2 separate regions of the Homo sapiens genome follow, and region 1 is linked to region 2. A link is a contact called in ENCODE Hi-C or POLR2A ChIA-PET data. All regions are on one chromosome and are shown on one strand. Each heading gives the region's core, a stretch centred on a gene start or an enhancer-like site at or near the end of the contact. The rest is flanking DNA. Distances are from core to core; before and after follow the strand shown. Region 1 overlaps LRCH1 (leucine rich repeats and calponin homology domain containing 1). Region 2 overlaps LCP1 (lymphocyte cytosolic protein 1).

Region 1 (4,729 bases), core at 1,130-3,629, 540 kb after region 2:
CACACACCTGTAATCTCAGCTACCTGGGAGACTGAGGCGGGAGAATCGCTTGAACCTGGGCGGCAGAGGTTTGCAGTGAGCCAAGATCGCGCCATCGCACTCCAATCTGGGCGACAGAGCGAGACAATGTCTCAAAACAAAACAAAACAAAAAAAACTTCTAGTCTCTTTTACCATATTGCTTTCTGAAAGTGAGTATAACCTAGTTTAATAATCCCTGAATTTATTCTCCGAATTTAAATCCTTGTTATTTTTGCATTCTGAAGGTCAGTTAGCAACGAGCACTTAGTAACAAAAATATATTAAACTCCAACATGGTTTTAATACTTCTAGAGACTCTTTTTATTGTGATGAGGAGAGAATCTTATTTCTAAAGTTTTTCTTTTGGTTACCTAAAAACATGATGACCAGTGGAAAGTAAGTATGTGTTAAGTCACAGTTCAAATTCTCTATTTTGTTTTTTATCTAAATGACAAAGTTGGACTGACTGGTCTATAAAAAACTTAAACTTGAGTATTTATATTACTATAATTAGATTCGTTTCTATCAAAAAGAATAAATTCAGTAAATATTTATAACATGCTCATGATTCTTTCTGATCTGCCTGTGTATTTGTGGTATTATAGTACTAACTATAGGGTGCTATGATTTCACTGAAGTTTGGAATCATTCTCTAAGACATAGCTTAGGGCTAATAGAAAATTCAGAAGGGATTCATTTGACTATTTTAATAAATAACTGAATATGGAATTTATAAGCTGATAAATTCTTACTAATTGCCGAAGTTGAGGCATTAGTGTTGTTTTTATTTACATTCATTTTCCTAAATCGTATCTTCTTTAAATCAGTCTGTAAAATTCATACCTTATCTTAGGCTGAATTTGAACAAAAGTGTTCTAGAGAACAAGGCCATTCTAGAAATATTGCTTTTACATTTTCAAAACAGGAGTATTTTATCCCCAAACACCTAGACTATTATCTCCTGTTTCTTTCTCCTTAACCCCCAGCTAATTCAGATAGTGACCCATGGGGTTTTATTTTTGTGATGAATTTATAACCTTTTTAAAACGTGGCAAGTTTCAATGCCTTGTGGGAATAGAGTTTTGCACTATTTCTACAATATTGATTACACAGTAGTGAAATGTTATCTTATGTGCTAAATCTGCTTGGGCGTTTTCCCCCCATTATTTGTCAGGACAGGAAGTAATTGACAACAGTGCAGAGTACTATTAAAATAATTTGACCTTCACCATATACCCTCCAAAATGTGAATGGACAATTGGACTTTGTGTTTTGAATTGTCTACAGATATCCTGTCCTCTAAATCAGAAGGAAAAAAACTTGTATTTATCGTTACAGGAAGTTTTTTAAAGTAAATTGACCATTTTCCCTACTGCCAAATAAGTTTTCAAATATCGCTAGGGGGAGTTGATTTTTTAATAAGGCTATTATGTTAGAAACATACGATGGAAAAAAATCACCTTATGATTAGAGAAACAGCATATTTTGATTTCCTAGCTAACTCAACCATGACCAGCAAAGAGCAAGGTGAGTATAGTTCACACTAAAAAATGGAATAAGGCTTAGTTTCATCTCATGCTGTGAATAACGTGCTACCTAAATGTATCTGTTATCTTTTTGCTTTCCTCTCCTCCTTCCTTATTTATTCAGAGAAAGATTTTTAAAAAATTATGTCTTTGAAGCTTCTGGAAATTGTCAGTTTCATATTGAAAATCTGTGATTTCCATAATTTATATAAGGATCTTTCTCGTGCTGTCACTCACAAGACTGAAAAAACTTGTTTTAGATGCCAATAACGTCCATTTTCTCTAGAGATGGCAAATAATTCCTTCTAATTCTTCCCCACGAGCACGCCCATTTCTCCTGCCAACAACATCACCCAAGTGACTGTATCTGGTCATGAGTTCCATAGAAGGATTTGATTTCCTGCATTTCTAGGACTCACCTGTGTGGTATTTGTGTGAGGACTCTTTTAAAATAGGATGGAATGGCACCTTTTGCTTATTTGTAACTTAGTTAAGGCAAAGAAAGCTTTCATTGAAAGCATTTGATTGTTGGCTCTTGTGACTGAGCAAAGGCCCCCGTAATTGGGAAAAGATGGCATTTCACTGTTCTCTTCTCCCATGTGGAAATACATTCGGAAAGGCAGGGCAATTTACTGACTCAGCGAGGGGCTGAGAGTGACTGAACACGATCTCTGGACCTCCTAATTCTGTAATTACTTCCTTTGACGTTTTTGTCTCTGCAGATGTGCTTGTGGAGTTTGTTTCTGTTTTTGTTTTAAACACTGGAAGTGTTTTTCTCAAACTTGTGTGTGACTTTTCTGGGCCAGGAGGGATAGAGCAACCGCAGTTGGGGGTGATGCTGCTGAACACCCGGTGCTCTCAGCCCGTGCCACCCCACCTCCCCCATCAGACAGCTGTACAGAGAAGCTTGGGGAGGTATCTGCACTGTGCACACTCAGCCTTTATAGAGGACAACTTCATTCCTTTTTAGCAAGAGTGATACTGTTCCTCTTCATCGGGTGGTATCCATTGAGCACTGTCCTGGTGAGGACAGGTTGATAGATCACCTGAAGCCTTTTAGATGAGACCAGGTTAGAGGGCAGGGATCAACTGTGTTGTGTACAGCCTGGTCTAAATGTGGAGCCTGGGGGTGTTCACTGGATTGGTCGATGATGAGTTCATCTTATTTGAATGAAAGTGAAACAGATTTCTGAAACGAGGCTCTGCTGCCTTCTATGGTGAAAGGGGAGAGCTTTTCCAGGTTCAAAAGTAAAGCGGGATATTTAAGGCCTTGATCTCACTGGAATCATTTGTATCTTTAGTTCTGTGATGCCAAGTGGGACCTGCATGGGATTTGGTATGTATGTTGGAGCATCCTGGGTCCTAGGGTCCTGGAGACAGAAGGAGCCACAGTATTATGGAGTGTCACTGTAAGTGGATTTTAGAAGTTTGATCCAACATTTATTGATCCCTTACTTTATACTTGGCACTCCACCTGGCAGTGGGAGGATGGAATGAATAAGACATGGTCCCTCCCACCCAGGAGCTCATAGGTTTAAAGGGGAATGTAAACCCATGAGCAAATGACTTACAGTGACATGCTATCTAAAGGACCACACAAGAAGAAGTGGTCAGTCTCCCTGGGCATTAGATCAGAGTGGGAGAGGTGGGGGAAGCCTCGTGAAAGATTTCACGAAAGAGGTTGAGGCTTGAATTAAGTCTTTAAAAATGAGTCAGTGGGACAAGAGGACAATATTGGGGACTGGCATATCAGGCAGGGAAGGAGCATGAACAAGTTTGGGAATTATGAAATACTGAAAACTGCCAGAAGCAGTAACATGGCTGGAGTGTAGGTTGTGAGGAGGGACATTCAGAGAAAAAGTGCTGGAGAAATGGACAGACCTCATCATAGATACTGGCCTTACTGCCCAGTTTGGACTTTATAGTTGTTGAGGAGCCTCTGCAAGTGTTTAAGCTGGTGAACAGCATGATGGCATTTGCACTCTGGCCGCTCTGTGAAGGATGCATCCAAGGCGGAGACTGATGTATGGAAACCAGTCAGGAGATCATGATAGCACCCAGCTAAGAGAGAGCACTGGTCTACACTGCAGGAGTAGCTGGGGGTGTGTGGGGGAGTGAAGAGCCCAGCACGGCTCCCAGAGCCAAGAGGAAGAGTGGGATTCAGGGAGATCCTAAGGATATAGAAGATTATAAATGTCAAGGCCTCCATTTCTCATGTGTCAAGAGGGGATTCCAATCAAGGCTTAATTGAGTATTTGCTTCCTAAAGCAAAGAAGACAAGAATTGCTTGTGAAGTGTATGGCAAGGTGGTCAGCTGTAAGATTTCTAGCCTGTGGTGAAGAACTCCATTTTAAATAAATAGTGCATCCAAACATTGCATTAATATTCTAGTTCTTCACTGCAAAATGTGAGAGTTTGGTAAAATAAGATGCATTGTAGTCTTGTTTAGAGGCACGATGGGATAGTGGCTAAACGGTGAGCTGGTAATTCATTTCTAGTGTTAACTCTGGCACTTGCATGCTTTGGGCGACTGGCTAAACTTTTCTGAGCCCCACTTTTTGATTTGTAAATATTAGGCTAGCAATATTGCCCAATGGGTTTGTGGTGAGAATTCAGTAAAATCGAAGCATGTCAAAGTGGCAGGCCAGAGGCTGGTGAAGCAGCTGGCGAATGCTACTAATGTCCACCCTTTCTCCATTTTTCTCTCCTGTGAGGGAGTTTAAAATGTTCAGCTTTCTCTTCTCTGTGCTGAGTCTTAATGCTAGGGACCTGGAGATGAATATAAAAGTGTACCTGTGTAGTTGTCCAAATATTTAAATTCCTTAAGGAGATTTCACATGAAATGCTTGATTTCCTGGAAAAAGATGTTTATTATTTCTCTCTCTGCTTTTGATACAGGATGTCAGCTGCAACGAGATCACAGCGTTGCCCCAGCAGATAGGTCAGTTGAAATCTCTACGAGAACTGAATGTCAGAAGAAATTACCTTAAAGTTTTACCACAAGGTAAAAAAGAAAGAGGGAAAATGAAGAAAATGGGAGACTTGCATTATTTTATGTTTTGGGGGGTTTACTTTTGTGAAGAGGGTCGATCTTTGTGTGTGTGTGTGTGTGTGTGTGTGTGTGCCTACTACTTAATTAGGATTTGAATTTCACATACAGATAACAAAAAAGTGATGTTCAGG
Region 2 (4,141 bases), core at 1,158-3,657:
ATAGAGAAAATAAATCACTAAAGCATCGGTGAGCTTAGGGACAACTTTGAACGATCAAATATACATGGACTTGGAATCCCCCAGAACCAGGGCTGGTGGGTATGGAAGATATGTTTGAAGAGATGAAAGTTAAGTTTTCCAAATTTGATGGAAAGTATAAACCCATAGATTCTATAAGTTCAACAAACCTCAAGCATAAGAAACAACAATGGAGCTGGGCATGGTGGCTCATGCCTGTAATCCCAGCAGTTTGGGAGGCTGAGGCACTCGGATCATTAGGTCAGGAGTTTGAGACCAGCCTGTCCAACACGGTGAAACCCCGTCTCTACTAAAAATACAAAAATTAGCTGGGCATGGTGGCGTGGACCTGTAGTCCCAGCTACTCAGGAGGCTGAGGCAGGAGAATCACTTGGACCCAGGAGGTGGAGATTGCAGTGAGCCAAGATCACACTACTGCACTCCAGTCTGGGCGACAGAGCAAGACTCTGTCTCAAAAAAAAAAAAAAAAAAAAAGAAACAACAATGTACATCATAATAAAATTACCTAAAACCTGTAATAAAGAGAAATCTTAAAATAAGCCAGAAAAGAAATACTACATATGAGGGAACAACAATAAGAATGACAATAGATTTCCCCTTGGAAACAATGTGGGCCAGAAGACAGTGAAACTATCTTTAAAGTACGGAAAGAAAAAACTATCAACTTAGAATTCTGCACTCAGAGAAAAAAATATTTTGAAAATGAAATAGACATTTTCAGACATATAGAAGCTGAAATCACTCATCACCAGCAAACTTGTGCTATTAGAAATATTTTAGGTAGACAGAAAATGATACCAAATGGAAATCTTGATCTATAAAATAGTAGGAAGAGCACTAGAAATAGTAAATGTGTAGATAAATATAGCATAATTTCCCCTTTATTTAAAAAGTCCCTTTAAAAGTAATTGTTATTTACACAGATCAATTGAAGTAAAAGGATGGTAAAAAGATAGGCCATGCTAACCACTAATCAATAGGAAGCCTATAGAAGCAATAGTAGCTATTATCTATTAATGTCAGAAAAAATAGATTTCAGAGAAAAGAATATTAGTAGGCATAAAAAAGACTACTTTATAAGGACAAAGGGATGAGTAAATTAGAATGAAACAACAATCTAAACTGTTTATGAACCTAATAACAGAGTTTCACGATACTTGAAACAAAAACTGATAGGACTGAAAAAAAAAAAGCAGAAAGGTAAAAAGTGTTTCTCTGGTTATGAAGCTTAGCTTAAAACATACTTTTACTGAATTAACTCATACTGCTAAAAATTTGCTAATATTTGTCTAAGTAAATAATGTATTCAAGAAAAAGCCACTTCCATAAGCTATACTACCTTCTCATTAGCTGCCAAATCAAGGCCAGTGTGAGAGTGCGGTTTCCTTCATTGAGATCTTGTCCACCGATGCCAACCAGGGAGAACTTCGCTTGATTCTTCCCCAATTCTACCGCGTAGTTACAATTCTCAAGCTGAATGAGCAGAAAGGAAAACGATTTAACGTCATCATCTTGATTATGATAAATACCAGATAAATAATAAAAATAAAGATAAAAAATGAAATAAATATGGTAAGACCGAATGACCTCTCAAGTCTCAACTGGTTCTGCAATTCTAGGATTCAAAATTAAAGAATTTTCCATCTGTCCTTAGAACCCCTCACTTTCATAAAAAATATTCATAATGTGGAAAACTGAAATGAATTCATTACTATGAATATGTTCACAGCTATATCACACTGCAGAAATGGAGAGCCATCCTTAATTACCTACATGTAATATTTCTAAAAAAGGTGAATTCATGGAGATTGACATGGAAAATTTGGAGTCTCCATCCTCTGCACACATAGCAAATGGACATGTGAACAGATATTCCTGTAGCTACGCATGGATCATTAACAGTCACGGCAATAAGAAATGCTGAGAAATGGCTGTGTCAACCCTGTTGTTTCAAAACAATGTTCCCACTGTGTTGACAGTCGACAAACTGTTTGAACAAGTCAAGCTGTCAGTACAAGCTCCAATTCTTTAGAAATTAGAATAAAGATCCTGCTGAGGGAAAAATCCCTGTGGCTCTCTGCTTGCTCTAATTATCTTAATTAGAATTTTTGCATGATAATGTTTGAAGACATCCAACATGGAATTATAAATAAGCAATTGACTGAAATAATGGACACACTTTAATAAAGCTGTTCAGGTTTCTGATTGCTGTACTAGAATTTAATTTCTGGAAAAACATTACTTGTCTACGTTTGGCTGCCTTATAAAGTATTTAGAGTGCTCTTGCAGGCTATGACTTTGCCTGTCTCCTGGAACAACAGAACCATCATTGTTTACCTTCTTCATATTGCCTCCCAGTTTGGGGTATGGCGGTTTGTTTACTCTGTTCCAGTCAACAGGAACTTTGATCTTTTCATAGAGCTGGAAGATGACCAGGGCATCTGATAAGTCACTGAACAAAACAAACACAAAAGGATTCTCAGATATCCAACATTTATTCAGGGCCTACAATGGGCCAGACACTTTCTTACATATTAGTTCAAAGAATATTCACAACAACCCTGCACACTTGGTAGTCGTAGCTCCATCTATAGAGGTGAAGAAACCATGACTCAGAGAGATTGGGGGACTCACTCTTCCCAGGTGTGACTAGCTATGCCCTTCCATCCAACATATGCTGCCTCAGGAAAAGAAAGAGCACTATGGTGACGAAATAATCTGTACACCAAACCCCTGCAACATGCAATTAACCTATATAACAAACCTGCACATGTCCCCTGTACCTAAAGGTTTACAATTTGTAAAACTAAATAAATGTAAAAGAAATATTTAGAACGGGCGCAGTGGCTCACGCCTGTAATCCCAGCACTTTGGGAGACCAAGGCGGGTGGATCATGAGGTCAAGAGATCAAGACCATCCTGGCCAACAAGGTGGAACCCCGTCTCTACTAAAAATACAAAAAATTAGCCAGGCATGGTGGCAGGTGCCTGAAGTCCAAACTACTTGGGAGGCTGAGGCAGGAGAATGGCGTGAACCCGGGAGGCAGAGCTTGCAGTGAGCCGAGATTGCGCCACCGCACTCCAGCCTGGGCGACAGAGCGAGACTCCATCTCAAAAAAAAAGAAATATTGAAAAAAAAAAGAAGAAAATTGCTTTAACAAGTGGCATAGGAGACACTTCACCACAAACTTAACATCTGTTGTTTTGCCTGCTTGTGAGCGGGTTATATGTAAGATCACTTATGACATATAGTAAATGTTTCATTTTGTTGAGGTATGATTTATATATTGAGCACACAGTGAGACTGATGTATGCAGGTGAGTTTTTCAACTGAATATCCAACATCTGAAGCTCAACTTGGCACTTTTTCCCCTTCCAGCAAGGTATGCACATTTTGTGAAGAGAATGCACATCATAGTGGTATTTGGAATCCTATGGCTCTTTTGAGGTCTCTATCTTACATTAGAATGAGTTCCCAAATATTCCTACCTGTACAAATGATTGACTCGAGGGTTAACACCCAGGGAGTTCATCCAGTTCCTAAATGTCCGCTCTTCTCTCGTCTCACCTAGATGAATGAAGATGGGTTATCTTTTGGGACCGAAGAAAACATAGCTTTTTTATGACCAAAGTTTAACTAAAGAGGATGCAATAAAAACTGAAAGTAGAATGAAAGAAAGAAATAAAATAAACTGTATTGGATTTGGACGAGGGTTCTTATACTGTGTTAATTTTTCTTTTCCATTTCAATTCCGCATGTATTTCTATAGTATCTATTAATAGTGTGTGGAATCCTGTGTGGGGTAGCTGTTCAGTTGGCTCTCAAAGGCTTACCTTCTTGCTGGAAAAAACAGGACTTTTAGGCATCAAACAGAGATCATACAAGCTACAGAACTCACTTATGAGGTAGATATATTTGTTATTTGAATTGAGACAGGGAAAAGAACAGTATGGACTGAACTTGGAAGGGGTGGAATTTGAACTTGTCCTTGGATAGCTAGCAAAATCTGGATCAGAAAAAGGAAAGAGTAGAGGATTTGGGGAGATAGCAAGGGGTGGGAGTAGAAGGTAGTATAAATATGCATACAAAGGGAGCAACAGG

Evidence for each region. A loop is a pair of places that touch in the nucleus more often than their neighbours do. ChIA-PET counts read pairs that join two places held with the same protein, here RNA polymerase II (POLR2A).
Region 1: a map of HepG2 shows a loop between it and region 2 (4-fold over the local background). The contact joins two enhancer-like sites. A Hi-C loop is called at or near these places in 1 of 168 maps with a recorded cell type or tissue (HepG2). POLR2A ChIA-PET finds 5 or more read pairs at or near these places in 2 of 52 experiments (T-cell and activated naive CD4-positive, alpha-beta T cell).

The regions. Positions count from the first base shown.
Region 1 is chr13:46,677,297-46,682,025 of GRCh38, forward strand. LRCH1 (leucine rich repeats and calponin homology domain containing 1) reads left to right here. Exons shown (of 20, transcript NM_001164211.2): 4 at 4,445-4,550. Among named protein-coding and RNA genes, the nearest start is that of ESD, 120 kb to the right of the region's middle. Within about 2 kb of position 2,380, at least 18 of the 41 ENCODE cell types and tissues checked have a DNase peak (open chromatin) inside an H3K27ac peak, as active enhancers do.
Region 2 is chr13:46,140,914-46,145,054 of GRCh38, forward strand. It overlaps LCP1 (lymphocyte cytosolic protein 1), which reads right to left. Exons shown (of 16, transcript NM_002298.5): 11 at 3,529-3,607; 12 at 2,377-2,491; 13 at 1,379-1,512. Among named protein-coding and RNA genes, the nearest start is that of CPB2, 38 kb to the left of the region's middle. Within about 2 kb of position 2,408, at least 3 of the 41 ENCODE cell types and tissues checked have a DNase peak (open chromatin) inside an H3K27ac peak, as active enhancers do.